Regions from separate parts of the Homo sapiens genome. Here region 2 is linked to region 1. A link is a loop called in an ENCODE intact Hi-C map of the cell type or tissue named here. Cell type or tissue: IMR-90. All regions are shown on one strand. Each heading gives the region's core, and the rest is flanking DNA. Links, peaks and the distances in the headings are about the cores only.

Region 1 (15,975 bases), core at 5,434-13,433:
TGAGTTTCCTTACTGTAGAATGGGAATGATTACAGTTCTTAGTTCAAAATGCCATTGTGATAATTAGTTTATTGGGTAAGCTCTCCATGAAACTAGCTATTACTGTTTTTAAAATTCTTGGGCATTATTCTATTAATCAAGACAAATGGTCTGTCTCTGTCTCTCTCTATATTTTTTAAAAAACTATTATTTTGAGAAGAGGTGGAGAGTGTTTGGGAGACCTAGAGTCAAAAGGCCTCCCTACTTGAGAAAGGGTTGCTTTCTTTACAGTATTGCATCTTCCTATCTATGAACCTGGTCTATCTCTCCATTTACTTAGGCCATTTTTATGTCCATCATTAAAATTTTGTAATTTTCTTTGTAAAGATCATATATATGTTTTTAAAACAGCACTAATCCTAGATATATTATGGATCTTTATGAATTATAACTGGAATTTTCTTAAATTTACATTTTCTAGTTGGTTATTCTGGTATGTGTAGGAATAATATTGATTTTTATACGTTGTTCGTATCCAAAAACATCCCTCCTGGGAAGGTTCTATGGTGGAGCAGAAACAACTTTACCAAGAGTACCTCCAGTGGGGCAGCTCATAGGCTTCCGAGCTACTGGCAGAAGCATTCAGTCTTATTGACTAATACATGTGCTTCCTGAAACAGACAGAGACCATTGGCTCCTATGGTCTGGGTTTGGGGTCAGAAAAAATGGGCAGAAGGATTTCCAGAGGGAATTGCATTTCATATTTCATCTAACCAACACTGAGACCCTTGCAAAAAAGTGTGCTTATTCTTCCTAGAGGTTCAAAGAGAAATAAGATCCCAGTTCAAATGAACTTACTGTCTAGTGGTGGAGACAGATATATAAGCAGGTAGCTGCTCTATAGATCAGGGGTTGGTAAACTTTTTCTGTAAAGGGCCTGATAGCAAGTATTTTTATCTTGTGGGCCATGTCATCTCTGTCATACAACTACTTTGCTATTGTATTTGTAAAGCAGCCAAAGACAGTAAGTAAACAGACGGGCATGGCTACTATAGAGAGGGATAAGTAGGGGACAAGAATGGGGTAAATGGTGGACTGGAAAGAAACCTAGTTTTCGAGTAAGACAGATTCTAATTGCAATTTAACCTTCTGCTGAGTGCTGTGATTGGGTGAATCACTTAATTTCTCCAAGTCTACTGCTCCCCTATCTTTATATGGGATAGTCATATTGGTCTCTATGTTGCTGGGAGTATTAAATGGGACAACTGCTAACATTCTATTGAGCACTTGAAATGTACCAACCACCATGCTAATTCCTTCACTGTATTCATTTAATCTTCGCAATAATCCTGTGAGGTAGGTACAATTATTATCCCCATTTTACAGATGTGGGCTCTTGACGTTTCGTGATGGACCCAAAGTCATTAAGTCACAAAATTAGGAAGTGACTTGACCCAGAAGCCACAGTGTTAGCTCTGTGCTGTGCTTCTTCCTCAGGGCCCATAGAAAGTGTCCATCTCAGAGGCTGGCACACGTGAGCTGGCCAAAAAACATTGCAGTAGTTCCCCCATCTGTGGTTTCTCTTTCTGAGGTTTCAGTTACCCAAGGTCAACCACAGTCTGAAAACATTTAATGGAAAATTCCAGAAATAAACAATTCATCAGTTGTAAATTACGCACCGTCCTGAGTAACGTGATGAAATCTCACGCCATCCTGCTGCTTCCTGCCTGGGGCATGAATCACTCCTCTGTGTGTACTACCTGCCCTCTTAGTCAGTTAGTAGCTGGCTCAATTATCAGATTGACTGTCAGGTGGCATTATGGCAGTGCTTGTGTTCAAGGAACCCTTCTTTTACTTAATAATGCCCCCACATTGCAAGAGTAATGATGCTGGCAATTCAGATATGCCAAAGAGAAACCATAATGTGCTACCTTTAAGTGAAAAGGCGAAGGTTTTCAACTTAGTTTAGAAAAAAAAAACGTGTGCTGAGATTGCCAAGATCTGTGGTAAGAACAAATCTTCTATCTGAGAAATTGTGAAGAAGGAAAAATAAATTTGTGCTAGTTTTGCTGTTGCACCTTGAACTGCAAAAGTTAATGGCTACAGTGAAAAATGCTTCGTTAAGATGGAAAAGTTCTAAAACATGTGGGTGGAAGATGTGAACAGAAATGTGGTCGGCAATTGGGTTCAGTACTATGCTTGGTTTCAGACATCCACTGGGGGGTCCTGGCATTCCCCGTGGATAAGGGAGGTGGCTGTTGTTTGCTGGAGCAGTAGCTGAGAGGCACAGACAATTTCAGTGTACTGCATCTCCATGCCTAGCTCATTGCTCTGCGCATAGGTAGCACTCACTAATATTTATTTGTTGAGAGGTGAGTTCTTTCCATGTCCTGCCCCGCCCCACCCCAGCACCGAATTGCAAACATGGTACGATGATAACTCTTTCCCTGAGGCAGGGGGTTAGGGATGGCTCAAGACAAGGCATTACTGGAAGCTTACTTAGCAGGAGGGGTAAGAAGCCGTCTTCCAGGTGGAAAAGGGGAGGAAGGGCATTTCAGTCCGAAGGAAAAGCTCTTTGCAAAGGTGCACTTTTCTATACCACCTGGACTTTGTTCCAAACCCTTACTCCTCCTTCCTCTGGCAGCTTTCTGTCATGGACAGTGCTCTGATGCCAGATGCTGGCTGGCCTTGATTGCTTTTGGCTTCTGGACCTGGTTTCTTGGTTTGTTTGTTCTTTGCTTATTTATTCCCTATGTGTTAGGCACTGCACTAGGTACTGGAGACGACTCCTGAAACTCCCACTTAAACAGAGGCCAGTACGGAAGAACACATTGTATGCTGAATGTTAGGAAGGAGCAGTCAAGATGACCAGGTATGTGGCCATTGACAGGTACCCCACCCAGAGCTGCTTGTCAGGAAAGGCTCTAGGAAGAGGGGGTACCTTCAGTGATTTGTCAAGGAATTAGCTTGACAAAGGAGATGGAGGTGGGGATACAAGGCAGGGAAGGGTGGGGGTAGAAGGAGTGGCACAGGATGGAGGTGGAGAGAGTTGTTGCAGGCAGAGGCAGCAGCAAGTGCAAAGACCCTGAGGTGGGGAAGGAGCAGGTTTGTCCTAGGAGCTTCCAGAAGGTCACCGTGGCCTTCCCTAAAGAGTGAGGGGACAGTGTCTACAATGAGCCTGGGAGGCAGGCAGGGGCCAGGTTTATGGGCCTCACAGACCTTTGTAAGGAATTTGGATGTTATCCCAATGATACAGGGAAACAGATGGGCGTGGAGGCAGGAAGCCACAGTGAGTTCTCTGATTTCAAATCAGAACATGACTCTACTCCCACGATCCAGCAAGTGTCATACAGCCAAGTTACCCTCCCCCAAAACCTGTAAACTCACCGGAGAGCAAATAAGCTCCTGCTTCAGAGGTTCTTCAATTGATTAAAATCGACAAGTTATTTCTTGTGAGGTTCAGTTTTCAGGTGGTTGAAATCTCTCTTTCTCTTTCTAATTACATGTGGGCCCTGCTTTTCCTCCATCCAGGTCATGTCAATATGTGTCTTGTCTTCTCTTGTGGTTTAATGAGTAGCTACAGCTTCTGTTCTCAAAGTGTGTCCCCCAGACAACCTGTTAGACATGCAAACTCTCAGGCCCAACTCAGATCTTCTGTTACCAGAAAGGAGTCTCGACCCAGACCCCAAGAGTGGGTTCTTGGATCTCATGCAAGAAAGAATTTACAGCAAGTTGCAGAGTGCAGTGTAGTGAAGATAGCTTATTAAAGACTGCTCTATTTCAGAGTAGGCTGTCCTCCAAAAGCAAGAGAAGGAACGCCCCTACCTCAAATACAGTGCTTGCTTGTATAGGATAACAGAGCTGAAAATAATGGCCTTATGTGCTTTACTACAAAGGCTCATGACAAGCTTGTGACAGGCTGTTAGTATTGTTATTCTCTTGTGTAACTATTGATTTTTGCAAAAATTTATGAACCTACTATTATCTCTAAAGCAAAACCTATTCTTAAACTAAGAATGCTTTTTGTTCTTAAGATATTGGGACATCAGGAGATTTCCTTAAGTTCTGAGTCCTGTTCCATTAGTAAGCATCATTAATCTGTTCCCTCAGCCATAAACATCTTGTGACTAGGAGTGCATAGCCTCCTGGGATTGTAACCCAGCAGGTCTGACTTTCTTCAATTCTTATTCAAGATGGAGTTACCCTGGTTCGGATGTCTGTGACACTTCTGAATCAGAAACTCTGGGGCTGAGGCCCAGCCATCTGGATTTTCATAAGCCCTCCTGGTGATTCTGATGCATGCTGGAGTTTGGGAACCACCAGCATAGAGCTTCCTGAAGCTTCATGTGTGGAAAGAACCTCAGGCTGACAAGAAACAACAGATGCTATTGAGGTTGTGGAGAAATAGGAACGCTTTTACACTGTTGGTGGGAGTGTAAATTAGTTCAACCATTGTGGAAGACAGTGTGGCAATTCCTCAAATATCTAGAACCAGAAATACCATTTGACCCAGCAATCCCATTACTGGGTACATACCCCCCAAAATATAAATAATTCTATCATAAAGATACATGGACTCGTATGTTCATTGCAGCGCTATTCGCAATAGCAAAGACGTGGAATCAACCAAAATGCCCATCAATGATAGACTTGATAAAGAAAATGTGCTACATATACACCATGAAATACTATGCAGCCATAAAAAGGAACAAGATCATGTCCTTTGCAGGAACATGGATGGAGCTGGAAGCTATTATCCTTAGCAAACTAATGCAGGAGCAGAAAACCAAACACCACATATTCTCACTTACAAGTGGGAGCTGAACAATGAGAACGCATGGACACAGGGAAGGGAGCAACACACACTGGGGCCTGTCAGGGGGTGGGATGGGGGAGGAAGAGCATTAAGAAAAATAGCTAAAGCATGCTGGGCTTAATACCCAGGTGATGGGTTGATAGGTGCATCAAACCACCATGGCACACGTTTACCTATGTAACAAACCTGTACATCCTGCACATGTACCCCAGAACTTAAAAATAAAAATTAAAAACAAAAGGAACCTGAGACTGAGACCTGGGAGACCTGGGTTCTCTTCCCCTTTACTCATTTCTCTAAAAAATAAAAAATATATTCTGAGACCTACTGTGTACCTTGTACTGCTCTAGGCTCTAGGAGTGCAGTGATGAACCAGACAGACAAGGCTGATTTAAAAAAAAAGGTTGTAAAATTCATATAACATAAAATTAACCATTTTAACCATTTTAAAGTATACGATTCAGTGGTGTTTAGTACATTTGCAATGTTGCACAACCATCACCACCATTTATCCCAGAACTTTTTTTTTGTTTTTTTTTTTTTGTTTTTTGAGACAGAGTCTTGCTCTGTCTCTCAGGCTGAAGTGCAGTGGCATGATCTCAGCTCACTGCAACCTTCGCCTCCTGGGTTTAAGCAATTCTCTGCCTCAGTCTCCTGAGTAGAGTAGCTGGGACTATGGGCGCATGCCACCGTGCCCAGCTAATTTTTGTATTTGTAGTAGAGACGGTGTTTCACCGTGTTGGCCAGGCTGGTCCTGAACTCCTGAGCTCAGGTGATCCACCCGCCTCGGCCTCCCAAAGTGCGGGGATTATAGGCGTGAGTCACTGCGCCTTGCCTATCCCAGAACATTTTGCTACCCCTAAATGAAACCCCTTACTCATTAGGCAGTCACTCCCCATTTCTCCCTCCTTCCAGCCCCTGGCAACCACCAATCTACTTTCTATCCTTATGCATTTGCCTATTTGGGGTATTTCACATAAGTTGAATCATACAATATGTGGCCTTTTGTATCTGACTTCTTTTACTCAGCACATGTTCTTAAGGTCAGCAATGTTGTAGCATGTATCAGCACTTCATTCCTTTCTAGGACTGAATAATATTCCATTGTATGGTTATACCACATTTTATTTATCCACTCTTCAGTTGATAGACATTTGGGTTGCTTCCACCTTTTAGCTATTGTGAGCCATGCTGCTATGAACATTCTTGTACAGGTTTTTGTTTGAGAACCTGTTTGCAATTCCTTAGGGTATATACCTTGGAGTAGAATTGCTGGATCGAATGGTAATTCTCTGTTTAACTTTTGAGGAAACAACAAACTATTTTCCACAGTGGCTGCCCCATTTTACATTCCCATTAGCAAGGTACAAGTGTTACAATTTCTCTATGCCCTTGTCAACAACTTATTTCCCCCTGCCACCCCCTTTTTTTAAATTAAAAATTAAGCCATATGGGTGTGAAGTGGTAGCTTACTGTGGTTTTGATTTGCATTCCCCTAACAACTAATAATGTCAGCATCTTTTCATGTGCTCATTGGCCATTTGCATATTTTCTTTGGAGAAATGTCTATTTAAGTCCTTTATCCATTTACAAATTCTGCTGATGTTTTTGTAGTGACTAGAGCACAGCTTACTCAGGGTGAAATCTTGGACAGGTTACTGAACCTTTCCTGCCTCAGTTCCCTCTTCTGTAAAATGAGGGTTAAGGACAGCATCCACAGTAAAGGGTGGTTGTGAAAATTTCATGGCTCACTGTGAGTAAAGCTTTTGGAACTTTGCTTAGGACATTATCGGTTTGCACTCTGTAATTGATACCCCTTATTATACATGAGATGAGTCTAACAATAGTAACTGAATAAGAAATTACCGGAGATTAATACCTGCTGGGAAATATATAAAACCGTGATGCAACAGAGTGACTGGAAGGCTATTTTAGGTTGGGTGGACAAGGAAGGCTTTTTGGAGGAGGTGACATTTGAGCTGACACCGGAATGACAGGAAGGAGCCGACTGTGTGAAGACCCACGTACAGGAAGGGCATTTCAGGCTGAGGGAATGGCTCAGGGAAAGGTCTTAGGCAGGAACAAGCCTGGCCAGTTCAAGGGGCTGCTTGAGAGAAGGCCAGAGCTGCTTGGGTGGGGGATGGAGAGGCTGGGCTTTCTGCGCATGGGGTCCTGGCTGACAGCAACAGCATGAGAAGGGATAAGCTTTGGAGTCAGGAAGCCAGGGTTGCAGGTCTTTGCTTATTAGGAAAACCTGAGACACATTACTTAGTCCATTTGGAAAAGGCCTCCATCTTCTCATGTTAAAATAGAGGCTGGTTATACCTACTTCATGGGGCTACTGTGAAATGCAAATAAGAAAAACTAAAGTGGGGACACACATTTTAGGTGGCATTAATCGCATCACTGTGGAGTAGGAGCTGCTCAGTTGCAGTTAGCTCATCCCCTCGTCCTGGCCAAAAAGAGAATATGCAGTGTGGGTGTGTCTGAAAATGTGTTTTCACGGAGTGCTAGGGGACCTGTGTTTCTCTACGGCAGTGTTGTGGTTCTTGCAACTTGCTTAGCCTCCCTCCTGCCTTCACACCTTCCTTGGACCTTCCCTCAAGGTCCAGTCCAGTTCAGCTTTTATTAAGCACCCACTGTGCGCCAGGCGCGAATGAGGCTCTGAAGGTGATGACACGGTCTATGTCTTCAAGGAGTTCATCAGACACCTCTTCCACAAGTTGCCTTCCTTTTGCGACAGCCAGAATTACTGCCGCCTGTCCTGCATTGCTGTAGCACTTCATCCTTAGGGAACAAAGGAGGTACACGCAGAACAGCTTGGGTTTTTGAGCCCGTGATGTGCAGACTAGAATCCTGGTCTCCTTTTAACTAGTATCCATGGGGTACACACACACACATACACACACAGCCCAGTGCAGTGGCTGAGAGCACTCTGAAGCCAGGCTGCCTAGATTAAACACTAGACTCACGCTCACTAGTTACTTAACCTCTCTGTGTGCCTCGGTTTTCTCATCTGGGAAATGGAGGCAATAGTAGTACTTACAGGGTTGTGATGAGGATTCCACACAGGTAATTTTAATATAGGTAAAGCACTAGAAGAAAGCCTGGCAGACAAGAGCTATGTAAACATTTGTTTATTAAAATCAACACAAATGAATAAAAACATCAGCTTTGTGACCTGGACAAGCCATGTGACAGCTGGGGCCTCAGTTTCCAAATCTGGGGCTATCATCAGGCTCCAAGGGATAACCGTGTGCACAGTGTCTGGTACTGGGAGTCTCCACAAACGCCACCCCCTTCCTTCCTCTCAGCCCTGTGTCACACTGGGACCCTGTCTGTCTTTCCCGTCACTCCTCAAGAGCAGAGGCACATGCCTGAGCAACAGCACAGAGGCACACTGCTTAAGGTTCTCAGGCATCTGTGTTCTCTGGAATTGGACAAGGAGAGCAGAAATTGCTTCTCTGGTTTGGAAGAGCAAATGGACATGGGGTGTATGTGCGCGCGTGCTTGCGTTGGGGCGGGCGGTGGAGACACAGCACCGGCCACACCCCCGCCAGTCCACACAGAGCTGCTCTGTGCAAAGAGCGACTTGACTGCGACTCTGGCCGCCCGGAGCGAGGGCGGGCGCGGGGGCTGCGAGGGCCCGGTCGGCCACTAGGGGTCAGTGTGTCTCCGCCGCAGGCGCCCGCGCGCCGCTTACCTGATTGGGGCAGGCGCCCGCTGACAGCTCTTGACAGTTTGCAACATTTCCTGCCTAACATTAAAAAAAAAAATTAATTAATGTATCTTTCTCCGTAGTAAAGAAGGGAGCCCAGACAACCGAAATAACAAGCCGGCTCTCTTTGCAGGAAAATGCAGAAGGCGGTTAAACCGTCCCGTCCTTCGCATTCCTGGGCTGGAGGAATAAGGATCCAATTGTGGTTTCTGCGCTGGTTATCTTGGTGCCGCCGAGGGGGCCACCGGGGAAAATCTGCTGAATTCTTCCTTTTCTATTTTCTGCCTCGGCGAGGAGGAGGGCGTTAATGCCGGTTGGCAGTTACATGAAACTGAGATGGATGGTAATGGGGTGTGTTAGCAAACAAGGGCAGGAAATAAAGTGTCATATTTTCTGGAGGGTGAACCGCTCCCCGGAGACAGAGCTGCACCAGGCGTCTGCAGAGGAGACACTTTGAAGGAAAAAAAAAAAAACCCTGTATAATCTCTCTCTCTCTTCACTTTCCTGTGCCTCCTTGGTGAGACATAAATTCAGTTTTATCCTCAGTCTAGCTAACAGGCAAATAACAGGGCACAAAAAAAGAAAAGAAAAACCCACTTGGATTTCTACTTCAATGTTCAGTACTTATTCTCTTGTCTCAAGCTGAGTCTGGAGGTAAAGAGAACTTCAGGACTTGGAGGCAGACTTCACAACATCAGAGCTACCTGCCTGGAATCTCGAACTGAGTGTCCCTGGAATCAACTGTGTGTGGTCATCAAGGCCCATCCCCAATCCTACCCACTTGGCAGATAGGAAGCCCTGAAGCTGCCTGCTTGCCGTTGCTTTGTACATGTGGGAAACACCCTCACCCCATTCCTGCATTCCCGTCACCCTCCTCCAAGGCACCCTCTCCGATTCTTTTTGCAAGGACTCAAGACTCCTACTGTCCTGGCAGCCTGCCTCCCCCACTGTCCCTTTCTCTGGAGGATGAGCTTTTTGAAAGCCTGGCTACTGTCTCATTCTTCTTTGTAGCCCTAGCACCTGGCACAGTTCCTAGTGCATTGTTAGGAGGTGCTTAATATATGTTTGTGAGTGAATATATGATATCCCGAACTCCTCTGCTAGAAATAAGGGCCGGTGCATACTGAACATATCATATCCCTGTCCTAAATGCTTTGCATGCTTTCTCTCATTTAATCCTTACATCAGCCCTGTGAGATAGGAACTAGAAATGACGTCATCATCGTCATCATCATCATCATCATCATCCCATTTTACAGATTGGAAAGTTTATCCTTAGCGGGGGCAACCGACTTGCCCACAGTTACAGAACCTGGCAACGGCAGAGCAGGAAGACAGACCCATCAGTCGATGCTTCAGACCTCTCTCTCCTTGGGCAGCGTCTAAATCCCTTGCATGGCATTTCACACTTACTAATTTATGTTACTGTAAATACATTGTGCTCTTGTTTGATCTCCTTGCAAAAATGTAAACTCCTTGAGGTCAGCACTGTGGCTATGGTTTCTCTGTGGCCCTCAAGAGAGAAAAGACCAAATTAGGGCAGTAGTCTGAGTCCTCTGGAAGTGGGCCTTTGGGTTTGTCTTTGCTTTGGACTGGATGGATCTCCATGGGGCCCGACTACTTCTGAACTGTGGAGTTTGAGTTCCTGGGTGAAAATTCCAACTCTACTGCTTGCTAAACTGGACTGTCACTTAAGCCTCTCTGGGTCTTGGTTTCCTCATTTGCAAAATGGGGGTAATAGTAGCCCCTACCTCTCAGAGGTATCATGAGGATGAAATGAATTAGTGTATTTGTTTTGAATGGTGCTTGGCACAAATCTCCACTAAGTGTTAGTGGTTCTTATTTTGAGACACTGGACACAGAATTTGCATTCTTTGCTGCCACTTGTGACCTGGATGTTTGTCCTTATTCAGTTCATCAAATGACTGTGGGCCTCATAACTCCCTCTTTCTCTTTTAAAAAGTCATTCTTCCATGAAAAACGAACAGTACACCAAACCAACAACCTTGCACGTTTGAGAAGACAAAGGAAGACAAACATTTGGCATCCCACCTTAGGCATTCACTTCTTGTTGCTTATTAACAATATATAAATCAACAAGGATATCCATATTAGGCTTGATACTCGATATATTTGGTATATGGCTGCTTTGAGTGGACACACGCTCACAATTAATGATGCCAGCCGGCTTCTCCGGATGGATATAAATACTCTAGGAAGAGAAACCCAAGACCAAAGGCTTGGGACACCCCACGCTGTCAGCACCAGCTCATGCTCTTCCTGTGGATGATGCAGCATGACCTGACACTTATTCCTTCCTGAGAGCTGGGTGAACCCACTACAGCCACATTTTTGTCAGTATTCCCAGTGGTGTCACGAGACACCACGTTCTCCAAGACCAAAATGCATACTGTTGAGTTTTCTTCAGAAAGTGGATGGAGAGGAAGACTCAGATCTCTTTGTGGGGGTGGGGACTCAGGCTGCTTGGGAGTGATTCTCACAGTTACCACTCAGTCTCCAAATATTTAGGAACCACTTGCTATATTCATGGACACAGTACTAGGTGTGGGGATATTGGTGGGTCCATCTCCATGGAGGATGCAGCCTAACGGGGAAAAATAATTACTGTTCTGCTGAGTGTTGGGAAGGAGAAGGAGAAGGCCAGTGTGCTCAGAGTGCTATGGAGTTTATATAGGGGTGAGGGGACCCTATTTTGGCCCAGAGATCAGGGAAGGCCTCCAGAGGATTGCTGTCTGGAATGAACAGCAGGTAGCTAGGCAGAGAGGAGGTGGAGTGTTCCAAGCTTGTGCTAGACCCTGAAATTGAACATGTGGAAGGTTTGAGAAAACAGAGAAAAGCCCTGCAGGGTTGGAGTGGAGAGAACAACAGGGAAGGGAGAGTGAGTTGAGGTGAGCTTGCAGAGATGGGGCAGGGGTGGGGTAGGCCATCCATAGCCTTGATTGATAGCCACAGTAAGGCTTTGAGGATTCATTACAAGGGTAATAGGATTCAGCAGAAGTATTTTAAACAAGGAGAAGAAGGTAATGAGATTTACATCTAAAAAATGCCTCTTGTACCTATCTGCAGTATGGAGCGGAGAGGGTTAGAGAGAAGCCAAGGCAGCATGGGAGATTAACTAGGAACCTCTGTAGTAGGTGGCGGGGAGAGATGAATGTGGCCTGGAGTAGGGTGGGAGGGGTCAGGGCAGAGAAGGTGGGTGGATTCTACAAACATTTAGGTGACAGAATTGATAGGATGTGGGAACAAGGGAGAAAGAGGAAGCACAGAAGACTTCCAGGTTTTGAGTTTGAACAGAAGAGTGGATGGTGGAAGGGAGTGGGTTTGGGGCAGAGCAGGTCATGTGTTCAATTGACATTGAGGTCCTAGTGAGATGTCCAGGGGCAGGTGTCAGGTAGGGTCTGGCATGCAGCTGATAGGCTGGGCTGGTCTTGTAGATTGTGAATCATTGGCTTATAGATGGTATTTAATGCCATGGAGTGGGTGAGGTCCCAACCGAGTGAGCAGGGCAGTGCTGGAATGGAGAAGGTGAATGGCGTTCCTGGAATTGGAGGGGCCATATAAGGGAAGACCACACATGGCGGGGTTAGGCTCTCCTACAGGATGATTTGGCATTTGTTTGGGAAACCAATCTTAGGTGGCAAACCATTTCTTATACTTTTATGTTTTTGGAAGAAATAGTAGTGACTTGAAATTTCAGCCACATGATGTATCTTCAGTCATTCTTAGCTTGCTTTGGGGAGTTGGCAGAACCTTGTTGAGGTCGAAAAGCCATAGGTCCTTTGCTGCTGCTTTGTTTTGCTGAAATTCTTCCCATGTGATCTTGTTGGAACAAGGACCTTTCTTGGGTGCTCCTCTCTGTCCTTTAGCCCATTATAGTACTTCCTAGGTAGCCTTTGGGGCAAGGCGAAAATTCCTGAAAAAAGCAAGTTTGTAAGGGCATCTTCTCTCAATTGATGTCCTGTCTGACTTGGTGTGTGTGTGTGTGTGTGTGTGTGTGTGTGTGTGTATATATATATATATAGTGTATTATACATATTTGTATATATGTTATGTATACTAATATAATAAATAATATATTAATATATATAATTTATTTAAGTAAATTAATATAACATGTAGTATTATATATAATAATATATAATATAATATTATATATATATAAAAATGGAGACAGAGTCTCACTCTATTGCTTAGGCTGAAGTGCAGTGGCAGGATGATAGCTCACTGCAGGCTTGAACTCCTGGGCTCAAGTGACACACCTGCCTCAGCCTCCCGAGTAGCTAGGACTACAGGTGCATGCCACCATGCCTGGCTAATTTTTAAATTTCTTTGTAGAGATAGGGAGCTCAATATGTTGCCCAGGTTAGTCTTGAACCCGTGGGCTCAAGGGGTCCTCCTGCCTCAGACTCCCGAGTGGCTGAGATTACAGGCGTGAGCCACCTCGCCCTGTCTGGATTAGGTATTAATTAGTGGGAAGAGCTGCTTTGGAAGGAGGAGTGCCCCTAAATTTAAATGGATGACCGAGCCTTCATCCTCTCACCTTTACACTCTCTCTGATTCCAACTTCCCAAATGTGTGTGAGGTGCTCTGCTGATGGCAGGGAGATAATGTTAAGTAGCAAACAGACATGGCATTAAATTACATTAAATCACAGAGTGATGAACTTACTTCATTTTTAATCCTGCTCTGAAAAGGAGAAAATTCCAGGATTTTTTAATGCTTACTTATCTCTCCTTTTTAACAAACAGTGAGCAGGCCCCTGGGGCCAGACGGAACCTCAGCCAGCACTGCTACCTAGTGATAGTTGTTTTATTTTCATCAATTTTTTATTTTTCCTTCACTTTATGGCAAGCGACGCTAGTTTGCTTTTACAATTGTAGTGCTGTTCACTGCATATTCCAGCCCCCTACTTTGTGGGGCTGTCTGTTGCCTCAGCTAACCTGGTCTATCCTGACTATGGCAGTAGTGATGTAATATATTCTTCTGAAGTAAATGTATTTGAGTAATTTTACAGTTCCCTACACAGCTATGGCAAAATATATGGTGGTGGTAACATAAGCAGCAAAGTTTGGGAAAATGATGGACTAGATGATATAATTTTTTACCTAATTAGGATGATCAACCATCCTGGTTTTTCTGGAATTATGTTCCTGGGATATGAAACTTTCATTTTAGAACTAGGAAAGTCCCAGGCAAACCAGGATGAGCTGGTCAACCTGGTCTTAAGTGGGTATCTTCACTAGTCAGTCTTAATTCAAGTGGGGTGGCTGGGTGTACCCCTCGGAGTCTACAGGGGCACTGGATGACATGAGGGAGTCAGTGGACATTTGCTAGGCCTCCCCTACCCAATCTGGTTGACTTTTCTCATCTGACAGATGAGGAAACCTAAATGGAGTAAAGTGACTGATTGGTTCAAGATTGCACAGATGGTAAGTGGCAGAATGAGGAATAGAACCACATCTCTTGACTGTTAGTTTCAGTTAGTTTTCTTCCCCGTGGGGGAGGTAGGCCTCTTTGCTCAACTCTGTCCTGCCCTTCACAGCCTCTGTTTGCTTTCAGGTGCATCTATAATAATGTTAAGACAAATAACAATTAGATGATATTAATTAAATTGAAACACTGTCCTAAGAGCTTTATGTATATTAGTCATTGATTTCCACAGTCATCCTCTGAGGTAGGTACTATTATTAACCCCTTTTTAGCCATAAGGAAACTGATCTATCAAGAGGTTAAGTCACTTGCCCAAGGTCATCCAGCTGGTGAGTGTCAGAGGCAAGTTTTAGAGCCAAGGCTGTCTAATTTAAGAGTCCGTGTGCTTAACCACCAAGCTTCCCCACCCTCTGTGCTTGTGGTGTGTTTCTATGAACGCTGCTGTTCTGTGGCAGCTCCCGGAAGGCCATGTCCACATTTATTTTGTGGGTGGTAGTGGAAAGGGTTCCGGTTTATGTATCACAAGACTGGGGTTGAATTCTGGCTCCAGCATTCACTTAATGTGCCTGGATCTTACTTGTGGGTAAAATAGGAAAATAATAATAATAAACAATATTATATCTATTTTTCTTTTCTTTGCTGTGTTTTCATAAGGATGACATGAGTAAGTGTATGTGAAGGGACTTTGTGAACAGCCAAATAACAACAGATATCAGTTAGTTTTTGTAAAACAGACAGTAGCATAACGAGATGCTTGTTAAAGGCATGATAATGATGTGTAAAGCCCACTGTGAAGAGGCGATGAATTGGCTAATCATAAAGGCTCTGATTAAAAGTCTAAATGGCAGAGACATAAATAGAAAGTACTCAATAACACTGTGGAATGGACAAATGAATGACGAGAGTTGGAAATAAGAACCATGACCTGGTCAAAAAAGACAAAGTGAAAAAGTGAAAAACAAAAACAAAAAGCCCTTGAAGCCTTGGTATTATATTGTTACTAGGTCCATTCACTTTACAGGTAAGGAAACCCAGGCATAGAGCGCCCAAGAGACTTGCACAGATCATACCTCTGCTCCCGGCTCTGTCCTCACCAGCTGCTGACACTGGACGTGGCTGTGAGCTCTTTGATCCTCATTTTCCTCCTCTGGCATCCAGGGTGGTGAGGAATAGATGATATATTTCACCTAACACTGAAATATGTCTTGAATATAACACTGAATATAACTTGAGCACATCAAGTGCTCAGCATAGTGCCTGGGAATAGTCGATATTAGCTATTATGATTACTGATGGAAGGGCCTGGGTTAAGGTGAACCAATAGTTACTACCTGGAAGATATTGATTTGTATTTCTCCATCTCTGCAGAGATGCTGAAAAAAGTTGCCACGAGAGGCTGTGAAATCTTCCTCTGGGTTCAAAACCTCTCTGATCCTTCCTGGAGGCAGAAGGATGCCTTCAAGATGCCTTGCAGTCTCTCTTTGACTCCAGCCCATCCTCTGGGTTTGAACCTGTCTTTTAGCCAATCCTTTCACATCTTCAACCTTTAGTAAAGAGGCTACCCAATAAAAAAAATTATCTGCTGCTCCCTTCAGCAATGAAATGCTTGGTGCTAACAAAGTGTCTTTCAGATGACCAGAGACACAGATCGCCCACAGGCTGTGCTTCTGGGAGCAATAGCAGGCTGTCTTGCTCCTCCCCCTCTCCCGCCACCCCCAGCATATTATCTATGGGGACTGGAAAACATTATCAAAACAGGCCCCATCTGTTCCTGAAGTTGTGGAAGAGTACTTGTGAGATAAATTTACAGGGTCACTGGAAGACCCTCTAATTTTCTGGGAAATGACAAGGCATCTGTGGCCACGTTGTGTAAAATTTCCTCTTTTATACCCAAGTTACATGCCACGGACTATTTACTTGGAGTCTGAGGATATATTTACCATTCAGGCAACATCACAAGCTGTCAAAGAAATCTACTCAGAGTAGGATGTGTTGGGTGTCTCGCCTTTCT
Region 2 (15,975 bases), core at 3,982-11,981, 79 kb after region 1:
AAAGTGCACACCCCCACACTGAACATTCCATTGCCTTCTCCAACTGGAGCTGGTTGTAGGGCTTTGGAGGAGGGGAAGGGGGAAAGGGGGACAGAAAATGGAGCCTTGAGTCTTACAATGGGGGGGCGGGGGCTGATGTAAAAGGAAACTTTGAGCAAGGAGCCCTTCCCCATAGGAGATAACAATCAAATTATATACATTTTAAATGGCATTCTGGGGTCTTAGTGATTTTCATAAGAAAGCTCAGCTTGGAGTCCTTGGCATCTGTTTCTCCTTTTAGGACAGAAACCAAGAGACTATTTACATATTCTTAGGGCCCTATCACCAATTAAATCTTTTCAGAACCTCAGCCCTCCCTGTCCCCCAACCCCCATCAACTCTCTCCACATTCAGGATTAAATTTCTTGGCAGACAGTGGTTGCTGCTCTCTTTGGTGATTTATTTATTCAGTTGGATTATTTTTCATCTCGAGCCTGGGCATTTCAGGCCCCAGCGTCCACCTTCTGATCATCGGGAAGTGACCTGCTTGAGGACCCTCCCCAAACTCGGCCAGGCTAGAACGCATTCCTTCAGGCGCCAAGAGGCGGCCTGTCTCCGTGCCATCCCTCTGCACCCCCGCCCGTCCCTCCCCCTTCCTGACTGTGACAGAGCTTCCTTCGGGAGATGAGGGAGCACAGCTGGGTGACGTCACCAGGAATGCACAGGGGCCTGTGCAGGGGCCCGGAAGGAGCAGAAGTAAGATGTCGCTGGGAGCAACTGGACGGTTCATGTCATCATTTGCCGTAGAGACAATATGGTCCTACAGGGACTGAGGAATCCGTTGAAATGTCTGAGAAAGTTGTATCTGATGGAATGCTTCTCATAGCCTCCCCCTCCCCTCTGCCCCGCACCATCCCCTCCCCACCTCTGTCTCTGGTGCTTCTATTCTCAGTGTAGAAGAGAGCCTGGGAACACAGCCCCCAAAGAGCAGGGCTCCTCCACTGGCCCTGCTTCTAGCCAGCTCTGTGACCTGGGGCACATCACACAACCTCTCCGAGTCTCTGTGAGACATCTGAAAAATGAGTCAAACAATGGGCCCTGCCCCAGTGGGTTTTGAGAATAAACAAATTGATGCCAATGGAGCCCTCAGCACAACTCCTGGCACATAGTAGGGAGGTAATAGCTCCTAGTTATTGGAAGTTGCAATCTTGTATTAATAGGTTGTATTAGAACTCAAATGTAGAGGCCTACAATGAGACACTCAGATTAATCAAACAGATCATTGAGTCTTGACTTTGCATCTTGACTGTGCTAAGTAGTGGAGAATTTAGGGTAGGGGTGGGTGACTTTGGGTGTTAACTTCACAAAGCCTATAGATAAATCAGATTATTTATAAAGTAAAAATAATACACGTCCTCCTGTGGTTGTTGAGTTATAGAGAAGATAATGCATTTACACACACAGAGAGAATAATCCATACATATGTGAGAGTAATTGTAATTTCTACTAATGTAGTGATCTATTAATAATACTGAATAATAATACTTAGACTATTGTAATACTTATAATAATAAAAGACAACTCCTGCATTCAAGGAGCTTGGTGTTTGGTGGGTAAGATTTCCTTTTTGGTTTTTCTTTTTTCTCTATTTCTCTACAATCGAGGAAGAAAAGAAAAGGTAGCACTATGCGGTGGCCTATAGCACAGTGGATTCTGGACCCAGGAGGCTGGGGTTCAAGCCTTCCTTCATCAGTCATTAGCCGTGTGATCTTGAGCAAGTAATTTCATGTCTCCTTGCCTCTGTTTACTCATCTGTAAAGTGTGGATGATACTAATACTTACCTTGAAGTGTTGTGGTGAGGATGAAATGAATTAAAATATGTAAAATTACCATTTATGTGGCAACTACCTCATGGTGAATGCTATTGAAGGATGGGTTTTGACTATCACCAGGAAACAATGAATACGGTGTGGGGCAAGAGAGACATTCATGTTGAGCATTGAAAGTTAAGGAAAACTTTCCTAGGTATGGGTGGGAGCAAGGTTCGGCATTCCAGGCAGATGGAATAGTTGGAGCCCCAAAGTCAAAAGAGGTGGTTTGTTTAGAAAATGAACATCCAGCCTGGTCGCAGTGGCTCAGGCCTGCAATTATGGTACTTTGGGAGCCAAGGAGGGTGGATCACCTGAGGTCAGGAATTTGAGACCAGCCTGGCCAACGTGGGGAAACCTCGTTTCTATTAAAAACAAAAAAAATTAGCCAGGAGTGGCGGTGGGCACCTGTAATCCCAGCTATTCGGGAGGCTGAGGCAGGAGAATCACTTGAACCCAGGGGGCAGAGTTTGCAGTGAGCCAAGATAGCGCCACTGCACTCCAGCCTGGGCAATACAGTGAAACTCCATCTCAAAAAGAAAAAAAAAAAAAAAGAAAGAAAATGAAGATCCAACCAAGCTAGGTGGGTCACGCCTGTAATCCTAGTACTTTGGGAGGCTGCGGCGGGCAGATGGCTTGAGCTCAGGAGTTTGAGACCAGCCGGGGCAACATGGCAAAACCTCATTTCTTCTAAAAATACAAAAAAATAGATGGGTGTGGTGGTGTACGCCTGTGGTCCCAGCTACTCGGGAGACTGAGGTGGGAGAATCGCTTAAACCTGGGAGGCGGAGGTTGCAGTGAGCCGAGATCGCACCATTGCACTCCAGCCTGGGTAACAGAGCCAGAGCCAGTCTCAATTAAAAAAAAAGACGGAAAAAAAAAAAAAAAAAACCAGGCCAATGACTAGAGTGTAAGGAGGAGTGAAAGCAGATGGGGCAGAAGTGGAGGACTAGGTCAGTGGAGAAGGAAATTGGACCCCAAGGGAAGGAGTTGGGGTCCCTCCCCTTGGATGTGTTAACAGATCCGTGCTTTGGAGAGAACAGTCTGGCTGCAGTGTGAAGGGTGGATTGACTGCAGAAGAGGCTCCCACCATGGCTGCTCACTGCTGTCTCCTGCGGGGGGGGGCGGTTTGAAAAAACACCAGTGTCAAGATTCTGGACCTGGGCAGCATCCCAAGTTTAGCCCAAGTTGGGGACCCCTGGATGAAAGGGAGAGCAAGTTCTGAGCTATTTTAGCAAGTGGGATTGAGAGGGCTAGTGGCTGGGAACCCACCTGCCTTCCCCATGGATGCCTTTGACCTCCTCTCTGGGGCTTGGGATCCCACTCTGTAGGAGTGTAGGAGGCAAGAGATTTGCTGTCAAGACCCAGAAGTTCTGGGCATAGGCATTGTGACAAGCAACTGGGAGTGTGAGCTAAGCCAGGGAGTCCCGAATTCTCCCCAGTTGATGAGGTTGTAACTCCATCCTCCGCCTCTGTAGATAGTGCTAATTTACCAGACTATCTCCCCAGGGCAGGCTCTGATGTCACGGGTTAGTTGTTCTGGTGGGATGGGCTGGGCCTGGGTGGGTAGGGGAGCAGGGGCAGCCTTGTCAGCCTTTGAAATTGGAGCTGATGGTTTTTAATAATGTCAAATTTAAACATTCATTTCTCATGTTGGTGCTTTGGTGAACATTTCTTAGGCAGGGCAGGTGGTCTGCTTTGGGGACCTCAAGGCCGTAACGGCTCAGCCTTAAACACTGGCCTAATCCCCTTTCTCTTTCAAGGCCCACAGACACCCGCCATTCTTATGACGTCGTGGTTTAAAGGCTCCTTTCCTTAATAACTCCCAAGTCACTCTTGTTATAGCTAAGCCATGGGCTTGGCTCTGTGAGGGACAAGGCTGTGGGCCTGCTTGTTGCTGCTTTCCCGCCGTCTCTGGGGCTGTTTTTCTTTCCCCTTTCAGTTTGCCTCAAAGTCTTTGCTTTTAATTCTTCACAGGGATGGTTCTGCTAGCACAAGTGTGGGCGTGAGTGTATTTGATGACTAGAGAAAGGGAACTTCAGATGGAGAAATCTACTGAGGGCAAATAAAGTGTGGCATAAACATTGGACTGGGAATCAGGAGAGGCAGGGTCTTGTTTCTGGGTTGGCCCCTTTCTCACATGGGTCTATTACCTCTTATCATTGGCCTCAGTTTCCCCCATCTGTAAATGATAAGGTCAGTGGGACTCCAAGTTTCCTACCTATTCTACCATCTTATGGCTTCTTGAGGATGAGTTTTTAGCCAATGATTGGTTCCAAGAGCCAAAGGGATGAGCTCTTTATAGGATACTTCTAGAGGTACCTTATGGGGAGGAGAATGGCTTTTTAGGAAAACAGTCAAGGGGCACCTCATAAAGAATGAGGGAGAAAAGAGTAAGCATTTGTTAATATTAGTGTCTACCAGGTACTGCTTGAGATCGCTGCATACATTAGCATTTGCACCAGTCCTGCAAGGAAGGTGTTAGAAGTACCTTGGCATAGATGTAGAAACTGAGGCTTAAAGAGTTCTCAAATGGGATTTGAGCTGATTCTACCCAACTCTGAATTGTATTAATGGCAATCGCAATAAATAGCAACTTGTAGGTGTTGAGTGTTTGCTATGTTTTAGGCTGTGTTCCGATAATCTTATTTACTCCACATCACAACCCTTTGAGGTTGATACTATGAGGATCACTATTCACAGATACGAAATCTGAGAGTCGGAAAGAATTCTTGCTTGAAACAAAGCAGCTGGTCAGTGGTGGGGCTGGGATTTGTGTCCCAAGTCTAGACCCTGAGGGCAAAGCGTAAGTACAGGTGGAGACTGCAGGAAGGCCACTTGGGAGTGCCAAGGTATCCCCACATGTCAACCACGGGGCCTCCCTGTTAGGGGAAAGCCATATCTCTCATATCCCTGCTCAAGGGGCAGCCAAATAGGTGGCTGATTACTCCATGTTCTGTCCCCATCCCAACTCTTTGGCCCCATAGAATCCCCAAGGGTGGGACTCAGTGGCATCCCTTATAGAGTCCACCATTAGGACACAGGTTCAGAGAAGGATGAGTGTATGCCATCATATTTCTTCCTTAGAGAATTTGACCTAGGAAATGATAGGAGAAGGAGGCCGGTGGCAGAGGTGGCTGAAGCTGAAGGTTTATGACACACAGACAGGGTGTCATAGCCCCCTGGGCCCTCTGGAACCCAAGAAGCAGGCTGTAGAAACCATAAGAAAACAGAAGCATACAGATGGAAGAGAGGGTGGGCCAGCTGGGAGCAGGAGAACAGCACATGCAGGAAAAGCTGGTCGCTGAGACCATGTCCCCATGAGAGAACCTGGTCAGTGGCTATCGAAAGGAAGACCAAGCCATCAGCTCCTGGAAGTGCCCTGGCATGGCAAAGGTTCCCTACTTCCTGTAGGTCTCAATCTTGCATCCCAAGCAAGATCCCTCTTTCCTCACTGGTGTCCTTTCCACACCTACCCCCATGCCCCACCTTCCTTAATATTCAAGAGATTCTGCAGTCAAAGAGCTTGACAACAACTTCAACCTAGCTGCAGAGTCTGGGAAAAACAGTCCTCATTTTAGTATTACAGTTGTTTGGTTTTTTTGACCTGCTCTGCTCCACAATATTAAGGTGGATTGCAACTCCCTCCCACAAACCTCACAAACACATACTACCATAAGATGAAAAGTAAAAAGATAGAGATTCTGTGAAATAGAAAAAGAAAGGTAGTTGAATGAAATGCAGTAAAAGAAAATTTAGTGGTCGGGCACAGTGGCTCACGCCTGTAATCCCAGCACTTTGGGAGGACCAGGTGGGTGGATCACTAGGTCAGGAGATTGAGACCATCCTTGCTAACACGGTGAAACCCCATCTCTACCAAAAATACAAAAAATTAGCTGGGCGTGGTGGCGGGCGCCTGTAGTCCCAGCTACTTGGGAGGCTGAGGCAGGAGAATGGTGTGAATCCGGGAGACGGAGCTTGCAGTGAGCCAAGATGGCACCACTGCACTCCAGTGTGGGTGACAGAGCGAGACTCCATCTCAAAAAAAAAAAAAAAAAAAAAAGAAAATTTAGTATACATAGTGTGTCAGGGTGCTGCTGTGGATAATAGTAACACCACCTATCATTTATTGATGACCTATTATATGCTAGGCACATGTGATCTATCTATCTATCTATCTATCTATCTATCTATCTATCTATCATCTATCTATCTATTATCTATCATCTAAATTTCACTTCCACATCTGCCGTATGAGGCAAGTGGTAATTAACTCTCTTTTACAGATAAGGTTCACAGAGTTTAAATGACTTGCCCAAGGTCCCATGTCTTGTCAGTGGGGACACTTGCAGGAGAACCTACATTCACATTGTGAGATCCTGAAAGGAAAGATGCAAAATCCACTCTCAACATTTTCAGTGACCAACGCAAACATGAGGACATGACCCTCTAACACGCTCGCTCACATCACCTACCGGGTAAAAGCAGCCACTTGCTGTTTGCCTTGACACTGAGGTCTGAGAGGAGACTCCTCACAGGTCTTCTAGGGAGACACTGAGTGATGTTGGGAATACTAGTGATATCCTAAGCCCTAGCAGTGATGCTGGGGGTGATATCCCTGGGAGAAGGAGAGAGAGGAATGGTGAGAAGTCTCTTGGGTTTTAGCTTGGCCGAGGAGGCAGTAGGATGACCTTCCTATGAGTGCACAGAGAAAAGAGTTCATGGTCTGCAGTTTGAGGATGTTGAGACTCAACATCAGTGGTAGCCTGCCTGCCTCTCTTCTTCCCCCCTACCTCCTTCCTCCCTTTCTCACCCTCTCCTTCCTTCCTGAGGGTGAATTAAAGAAGACAATAATTGACTTTAAGAGCCATCTTTTGTTTTCTGCTTAAAACAAAATAACTGTATCAAGTCCTACGAGGGGATTAAAAGTGATTTCTCGAGAGTTAGATCACTTACGTAAGAGAAGGATGCTAATGAGTGAAGTAACACTGAATTTAACAACAAGAAATATCATCACTATCAGAATTTTTTGAGAGGCAGTACACGTTGATGGCCTCTTACTATTCATCCCCAAATTAAATCATGGACCCAATGACACTAGGTGGGCCACGTGTGGCCTGTGGGGTGGGTTGCTCATCATGGCTTTACATATTTTGGGTAGAATTCACCCAATGACTTTGCGCTGAGTCCCTAGGAGCACCCACCCAAACCAGCTGTTTAAAAAGTGAGAAATAAGCCTATCTACAGATGGTTAGTTGCCTCATTCTCTCTTCCAATCAGATGAGCGGATTCTGACTTTTAAGTGCACCCCCCCTTCCCTGCCCCAGCAATCCACCATATTGCCGTAAGCATGTTTGTACCAAGTGTGGACAGCTGCCAGGGTTCCAGGCTCCAGCCCCTGGTGCTTTCCCTGCTCCTTCAACTTGCTGCTCTGCATCTGAACCCTGGCTCCGCCTCCGATTTCTTTATCTGTTCTGCTCCTTCCCCTCCCTCTGGCTCCCCAGTTCGTGCCTGGCCCAGCGCACTGCCTTGATCTTGTTCTCCTGCTGGGTACAGGCCCAGGCTGAGGGTTCCCAGCACAGGGATTTGAAAAGTGGGCTTCCATAAAAAATGATGAGTTCATGTCCTTTGTAGGGACATGGATGAAGCTGGAAACCATCATTCTCAGCAAACTATTGCAAGGACAAAAAACCAAACACCGCATGTTCTTACTCATAGGTGGAAACTGAGCAATGAGAACACACGGACACAGGAAGGGGAACATCACACACCGGGGACTGTTGTGGGGTGGTGGGAGGGGGGAGGGATAACATTAGGAGATATACCTAATGCTAAATGACGAGTTAATGGGTGCAGCACACCAACATGGCACATGTATACATATGTAACAAACCTGCACGTTGTGCACATGTACCCTAAAACTTAAAGTATAATAATAATTAAAAAAAAAAAAAAGAAAAGTGGGCTTCAGAGTTGGGGGAGCTGGAGTCTAATGTCAGCCTACCATCTGTTAGCTCTGTGACCTTAGGCAGCCCATGCCACCTCTCTGAGCCTCAGTATACTTGTCTAGAAGGTGGAAACGATTAGATCTACCTCACAGAACTATTGAGAGGGTTGGATGTGAGAGAAGTTGGCACAAGCCTGGTAAGTAAGAAGCACTCAATAGGTACTGGTTATTATTGTTACCAGTGTGAGATTTTTTTTTTGACCAAATCTCGCTCTGTTGCCCAGCCTGGGGTGCCGTGGTGCAATCTCGGCTCACTGCAACCACTGCCTCCCAGGTTTAAGCTATTCTCGTGCCTCAGCCTCCCCAGTAGCTGGGATTACAGGCGTGCACCTATTTATCATGCCTGGCTAATTTTTGTATTTTTGGTGGAGACAGGGTTTCACCATGTTGGCCACACTGGTCTCGAACTCCTGACCTCAGGTGATCCACCCACCTTTGCCTCCCAAAGTGCTGGGATTACAGGCGTGAGCCACTGCACGTGGCCACCAGTGTGAGATTTTGAGTCCATCTGCATATGGGGTACTGGGAGCAATACAGAAAACCAATGCTTTTAAACACTGCATTCTCAAGGTTTTTTTTTCCAAATGTACAACCTCATAATAATAATTCCAAGGTGTTATAATACTCTCAATTTGGTGATGAGGAAACTGAGGCATAAAGGGAGAAATGAGGACACTTAATGTCACAGCCGGCAAATGGTGAAGCCTGGACTTGAACCCAGGCCTCCTGAGTCCCAGTTCCGGAAAGCAACACAGGCGGCTGCTTTGATCTTCCAAAGCTGCTGTCCAACAATGTGCCAAGAGGAAGACAGAGCAGAGCTGCTCCTCTGGCCCGGCCCCTCCGCCCTGATTGCCGGGTGGCGGGCCTTGCAGGAGGAATTCGAGCGGCTGGCTTGTGCTCATGCCTGAGGAATGTCTTGAGAAGTCGTGCCTAAGCCCTCTGTATCTGACTCATCATCTCCCCGTCTCCAGGAGTGTCAGAGAAGAGCTCCCTTTATCCCTCCTGTCCTCGGTCCCAGGCTTTCATTTGTCAAACTAAAAATATTCCCTCCGGGAACCTCCTTTTGCCAGAGGCTGAACGAGGTATAAGGGGAAAGGCATTTTAGTGTCACTTCCTGACAGCGCCTTGTTATTGTTCCTGGGCCAGAGGAGCAGAGCCGGGTGGCAGGAGCAAGGCGCCTCTGTCATTCTTGGGCCGGGGCCAACCTGTTCACCTTTCTCCTGCAAGCAGCCTTCCCTTTTTCCTCTCTCAAAGCTCCAGACAATAGTCCATCAGTCTGACATGTAGCCTTGTCCCGGTCCCTTGGGGCTGTGTGTGATTCATGCCAGGTGAGGACTACAGAATGCCAACTTCATTTCCTTTGCAGCCTAAGGGCTGGCACAGTTTGCACTTGTCTGCAAGGCTAGTTTACTGATAAAGAGACGTAGAGCTCGAAGGTAAAGGAAAAAAAGGGTAAAACAGATGAAGGTGGAACTCCCCAAGTAGGACAATGGCAATATGGGGAAGCCATCAAGATTTGTCTCCTGTTTCTCTCCTTCCTTTCCTTTCTTCGTTCTGTCACTTCTGGCAGCCTGTTGGCCCCAGGGCTGATCCCAAGAGTCCATGACCTTGACTTGGCCTAAAATCTTGGCTCATAGCCATAGAGCCACCTCCCTGGCCCCACCAGGGAACCCACTTCCTCGGTGGAAATAGAGCATAGTGAAATCAAAGGAGCACAGAATTTGGATCCAGGCCCCCCTTACCAACTAGCTGTGTGAATTTGAGTAAGGTATCTCATTCTCTGAGCCTGTTTCCTCATCTATATGGGTGGATAATAGTACCCATTATACCAGGCTATTGTGAAGAATAAATAAGGTGGTGTGTATAAAATAAGTCATACTATGCCTGTCAAACAGTAGGGTCTTGAATCATCATCACCATCATTGTTCCTCCAAGACCTTGCAATGGTGCCACTGCACCACTGGAATCAGAAGACCTTGTTCTAGTTTCAGCTCTGCCATTAACCAGCTGTATGGCTCCAGGCAAATCCCCTAATGTCTCGGAATCACATGTATTAATTTGTAAAATAAAGAAGAATTTAGGCTTGATTTCCTCTAAGATGCTTCTAAGATCTAAAGTCTGTGGTCATCGAGATACCTGAGAGTAGACATTCATGGAAAATTTCATTCTTTTAAAGAATATAAGAATAACCTTAGTCTAGGCAACATAACAAAACCCCATCTCTAAAAAAATACAAAAATTAGACAAGCATGGTGGCACGTGCCTGTACTTTCCGCTACTCAGAAGGCTGAGGTGGGATGATCACTTGAGCCCAGGAGGCAGAGGCAGTAAGTTGAGATTGCACTACTGTACTCTGGCCTGGGTGACAGAGTGAGACCCTGTCTCAAAAAAAAAAAAAAAGAGTAAATTGGCCAGGTGCAGTGGGTCCTGCCTGTAATCTCAGCACTTTGGGAGGCTGAGGTGGGACGATCAATTGAGCCCAGGAGGCACAAGCAGTAAGTCGAGATCACACTACTGTGCTCTGGCCTGGGCACTTTGGGAGGCTGAGGTAGGAGGATTGCTTGAGCTCAGGAGTCCAAGACCAGCCTGGGCAACATAGGGAGACTCTGTTTCTACAAAAAATAAAAAAATTAGCTGGGCATGGTGGTGCCCTCCTGTAGTCTCAGCTACTTGTAAGGCTGAGGCAGGAAGGTTGCTTGAGCTGGGGAGGTCAAGGCTACAGTGAGCCGCGATCATGCCACTGCACTGTAGCCTGGGTGACAGAGTGAGGCCCTGTCTCAAAAAAAAAAAAAAAGAAAAAAGAAAAAAGAAAAAAAAAGTAACTGCTTGCTGTGGACTAAATTGTGTCCCCTCCAAATTCATAAGTTAAAGCCCTAACCCCCAATGTGACTATATCTTAAGATAAGATCTTTAGGACATAATTAAGGTTAAATGAGGTGGTACCCTAATTTAATAGGACTGTGGCCTTATAAAAAGAGGAAGAGCAAGAAATCTTCCCCTCTCCTGCCATGTGAGGACCCAGAGAGAAGGCAGCTGTCTGCAGGCCAGGTGGAGAGTCCTCACCAGGATCCGAACTTTGCCAGACTTTCGTCTTGGCTTTCCAGCCTCCAGACTGTCAGGAAATAAATTTCTGTTGTCTAGGCCACCCAATCTATGGTATTTTGTTCTGGCAGCCCAACTTGACTAATATACTGCTGAAGGAAGGCCATCTGGCAAGGGAGCATTGAGGCAGAGAACGTAGTATCCAGCAAATCCTGGATAACCCTCATTGAACTAAAGAGGAATGATGGAGTTTCTACAGGCAGAGGGAGAAGCCACACACACCCAGCCAACTTTGCAGTCAGAAACCAGCTGAAACACTGCTATTAAAAGAAGAAATTTGGTCGGGCTCAGTGGCTCATGCCTGTAATCCTAGCACTTTGGGAGGCTGAGGTGGGCAGATCACTTGAGGTCGGGAGTTTGAGACCAGCCTGACCAACATGGAGAAACCCCATCTCTACAAAAAATACAAAATTAGCTGGGCGTGGTGATGCATGCCTATAATCCCAGCTACTCGGGAGGCTGAGGCAGGAGAATCGCTTGAACCCAGGAGGCAGAGGTTGCTTAGGCAATAAGAGCGAAACTCTGTTTCAAAAAGAAGAAGAAGAAGAAGAGGAAGAAGAAGAAGAAGAAGAAGAAGAAGAAGAAGAAGAAGAAGAAGAAGAAGAAGAAGAAGAAGAAGAAACTCTATTTTCAAACATGAATAGTGATTAACTCAGGCTCTGGAGTGAGACAAGTTGAGTTTGAACCTGAGCCCTGTTGCATGCTGGCAGAGTGACTATAGAAAACTTAATTGACCTCTTTGGGTCTCATTTCCTCAGCTGTCAAATGAGTCGTTGCTGCTACTTCCTAGCTCTGTAGAGTAAATGTGATAATCTACACAACGTGCATAGTCCAGTGCTCCACACATAGTAGTACTTGATAAGTGTCGGCTGCTACTGGTAATAATGTCATATTGTAAATAATAATTATTAATTAATAATAGTTTCATTCATATAACTTGCTTCACGTGCTTAAGCTAAAAAATAAGCCCACGCTTCCTGTGTTATTCAAGCTGAAACTGATCATAACCCTGTCTCTCCATCAGAAGATTGCCTTTCCTTCCTGGTGTCTACGCTCCCACATTGAACTGAAGAGGAATGATGGAGTTTCAACTTATAGTTGCAACCCTCCAAATGCTTATTCATATTAGATCCAGTCCCACTGGGGATTCTATCAGATGCAGGTGTGCCACCAGGAAGCTGGTGAGGCCCTAGCTGTCCTGGGTCCACCTTTGCCACGTTAGTTGCTGGAGCAATGAATCTCCACCTGACATTCTCAGCTCCGGCTCTAGTCAAAGTCACGGCACGTTTTTCTGCTCCTTCTTGGGAGGGCCTTCATGTCCTTTCTGCTCAAGTGACCTCACTGTACAACCTCAATTCTTTAGGTTTTTGAATAATCTAAAATCCAAAAGCATTGATCTAATAGCCTTTTCAACAAATGATGCTGGAAAACTGGACACCCACATGCAAGAAACTGAAACTAGTGAGAGGCCTCCCACTCTTCATAAAAAATTAACTCAAATTGGATCCTAGATCTCAATGTAAAATATAAAATTATAAAACTCCTGGAAGGTAACACAGAATAAAATCTAGATAACCTTGAGTATGGTGATGACTTTTTAGATACCACAATAAAAGCATGATCTGTGAAATAAGTAACAGATAAGCTGGCTTTCATTAAAATTAAAAACTTCTGCTCTGTGAAAGACAATGTCTAAAGAAAGAGAAGACAAGTCACAAACTGGGAGAAAATATTTGCAAGAGACACATCTGATAAAGGAATGTTATTCAAAATATACAAAGAACACTTAAAACTCAGCAATAAAAAAGCAAACAACCTGATTAAAAAATGGTCCAAAGACTTTAACAGACACCCCATCAAAGAAGATATACAGATGGCAAATAAGCACATACAAAAAGGCTCTGCATTATATGTCATCAGGGAAATGCAAATTGAAATGACAATGAGATGCCACTACATACCTATTAGAATGGCGGAAATCCAAAACACTGATAACACCAAATGCTGGTGAGGATGTGGAGTGACAGGAACTTTCATTCATTGCTGGTGGGAATGCAAAATAGTATAGCCACTTTGGAAGATGGTTTGGCAGTTTCTTACAAAACTAAACATACTCTTACCATGCGATCCAGCAACCACACTCCTTGGTTTTTAACTAAATGAATTGAAAACTTATGTCCACACAAAAACTTGCACACAAATGTTTGCAGCAGCTTTATTCAAAATTGACAAAACTTGGAAGCAACCAAGATGTCCTTCAGGAGGTGAATGGATAAATAAACTGGGGTACATCCAGACAGTGGAATATTATTCATCGCTAAAAAGAAATGAGCTATCAAGCCACAGAAAGACATGGAGTAACCTTAAATGCATACTACTAAGGGAGAGAAGCCAAACTGAAAAGGCTACATACTGTAGGATTCCAACTACATGACATTCTGGGAAAGGCGCAACTCTGGAGACAGTGAAAAGATCATTGGTTGCCAGGGGTTAGGGGAGGGGGAAGGATGACTAGGCAGAGCACAGAGGATTTTTAGGCCAGTGAAACTATTCAGTATGATATGGTAATGGTGGATACATATCATTATGTATTTATCAGAGCCCACAGAATGTACACCAAGAGTGAACCTTCATGTAGACTGTGGACTCTGGGTGAGAATGATGTGTCAATGTAGGTTCATTGATTGTAATGAATGCTTCACTGTGGTGAGGGATGTTGATAGTGGGAGGGTCTAAACATGTGTGGGGGCAGGGGGTATAGAGGAAGTCTCTGCACCTTTCTCTCAATTTTGTTGTGAACCTAAAATTTCTCTAAAAAAGTAAAGTCTTTAAAAAGCATTGATTTCCATTTGGATCTGCTGATCTGCTACACAAATTTACCCGTTCCTTCACCAGAGCCTTTGAGCTCCACAAACAAAAGGTATGGGATAGGGTGGCCTTTGACAAACCTTCAAAACTCCTTCCCCAGTGACAATGAGGTGCCTATTTGCTTTATATATCTTTATGTCTACAGGACTACATAAGTGGCCCTTTTCACAGCAAGGAGATCTGCTCCAATAATAATTCCACACTTTGTCAGATCAAGGATATTGCAGGTTGTAAAAGCAAATCACCCAGAAAAAAATGATTCCAGTTACCTATGACACATACTATTCTCTGAAAAACATCATGGTTTGAGGGATGGTAAAAATATGAGCTGAACTATTCAGAACAGCAAATACATGGAAGCAATCTAAATGCCCACCAATGGTGGACTGGATAAAGAAAATATGGTACATATATACCATGTAATACTATGCAGCTATGAAAAAGGATGAGATCATGTCCTTTGCAGTAACATGGAAGGAGCTGCAGGCCATTATTCTAAGTGAATTATTGCAGGAACAGAAAACCAAATACTACATATTCTCACGTATAAGTGAGAGCTAAATGTTGAGTACACATGGACACAATCAAGGGAACAATGGACACTGGGGCCTACCCGAGGGTGGAGGTTGGGAGGAGGGTGAGGACTGAAAAACTATCAAATACAATGCTTATTACCTGTGTGAGGAAATAATCTGTACACCAAATCCCCATGACACGCAATTTGCCTATAAACCAAACTTGTACATGTACCCCCAGACCTAAAATAAAAGTTGGAAAGAACAAAATCCCTGAAAGTTCTGTGGAGTTACAAAAAGGGGGCCCAATGAGCTGTAAGTCAACCGTGAGGAGGTTTTGAAAGTGCCTGTCACAATGCTGAATGTAAAGTGTGTGCGTAAGTTGTACTTATATACTTATCTGGATGCTTTGTAGACACCAGATTTTCTCTGCTCATTCATCAACAGGCAGTTAAATGTTCTTGATTTCCACTTAACACATTAATGTATTTTAGAAATTTAAATACTGGAATAAAATTCAAAATCAATGTCTAAAAAAATAGTCTGGGTGTGGTGGCTTATGCCTATAATCCCAGCACTTTGGGAGGCTGAGGCTTGTGGATCACTTGAGGCCAGGAGTTCGAGACCAGCCTGGGCAACATAGAGAGACCCTGTCTCTACAAAAAAAAAAAAAAAAAAAAAAAAGGTAGCTTGGCATGGTAGTTCATGCCTGTGGTTGCAGCTACTCAGGAGGCTGAGGTGAGATGATTGCCTGAGCCTGGGAAGTTGAGGCTATAGTGAGCTATAATTGTGCCATTGCACTGCAGCCTGAGTGACAGAGGGAGACCCTGTCTCCAAAACACAAAACAAAACAAAACAAAACAAACACCCTAAGACAAACCTATGTGCATCTCAGAATCAATGAAAACATTAGGTAATATTTCTTGGGGATCTATCATGTGCTGGGCACTTGTTCTAAGACTTAATTCTAAATAAGAATTAATCTATTTACTCCTCACATTAACTCTATGAAGTAGAAGCTATTACAGATGAGAAAAGTGAGGCACATATAGGTTTTACAACTTAATTTCATATGGTTAGGGAGTAGCTAGATTTGAACCCTGGCAGTTGTTGAATGCCGTTATTAGACATGAAGCAATAGCAATTTTTAAACAGCAACTTTCTTCTCTCTCTCTCTTTCACACACACACACACACACACACACACACACACAAACACACACAGGATTTAAAGTCCCAACTTACTGATTCCTCCAAATGCAATTATAATACCAACTTGTATTGAAGAACAAGAAATTGGGGTTGGAATGATTTAGTAAGTCCTCTTCAGGAAGGAATTTTGGTGCTAAAGTCCCTCCAGTGGGAAGGGGTGGTATACATACCCTTAGCACCATACATACCTTTAGCACCTAATAGAGAACAGATCACCCAGGAGACCACTTCGTTTAAAAAAGAAGTGTGGTTGGCCGGGCGCGGTGGCTCATGCCTGTAATCCCAGCACTTTGGGAGGCCGAGGTGGGCGGATCTCCTGAGGTCGGGAGTTCAAGACCAGCCTGACCAACATGGAGAAACCCCGTCTCTACTAAAAATACAAAATTAGCTGGGCATGGTGGCACATGCCTGTAATCCCAGCTAC

Evidence for each region. A loop is a pair of places that touch in the nucleus more often than their neighbours do. Peaks named below come from ENCODE experiments on the same cell type or tissue, not always from the same donor. Only the 100,000 strongest peaks of a DNase experiment are listed, where the experiment ranks them.
Region 2: a loop joins it to region 1, with 2.7 times the contacts of the local background. A loop is called at or near these places in 9 of 110 quality-filtered maps.

The regions. Positions count from the first base shown.
Region 1 is chr17:56,772,875-56,788,849 of GRCh38, reverse strand. No RefSeq gene overlaps it. Among named protein-coding and RNA genes, the nearest start is that of C17orf67, 53 kb to the left of the region's middle. RefSeq lists enhancers at 1,604-1,663, 1,162-2,361 and a silencer at 8,310-8,549. In IMR-90, for the core only: a CTCF peak has its summit at 8,455 (motif pointing right); DNase peaks (open chromatin) are centred at 8,469 and 10,819; H3K4me3 peaks cover 360 bases; H3K27ac peaks cover 250 bases.
Region 2 is chr17:56,692,469-56,708,443 of GRCh38, reverse strand. No RefSeq gene overlaps it. Among named protein-coding and RNA genes, the nearest start is that of NOG, 110 kb to the right of the region's middle. RefSeq lists enhancers at 7,768-8,744, 8,521-9,720, 8,745-9,721. In IMR-90, for the core only: no CTCF peak of the experiment used is centred there; a DNase peak (open chromatin) is centred at 8,773; H3K27ac peaks cover 460 bases.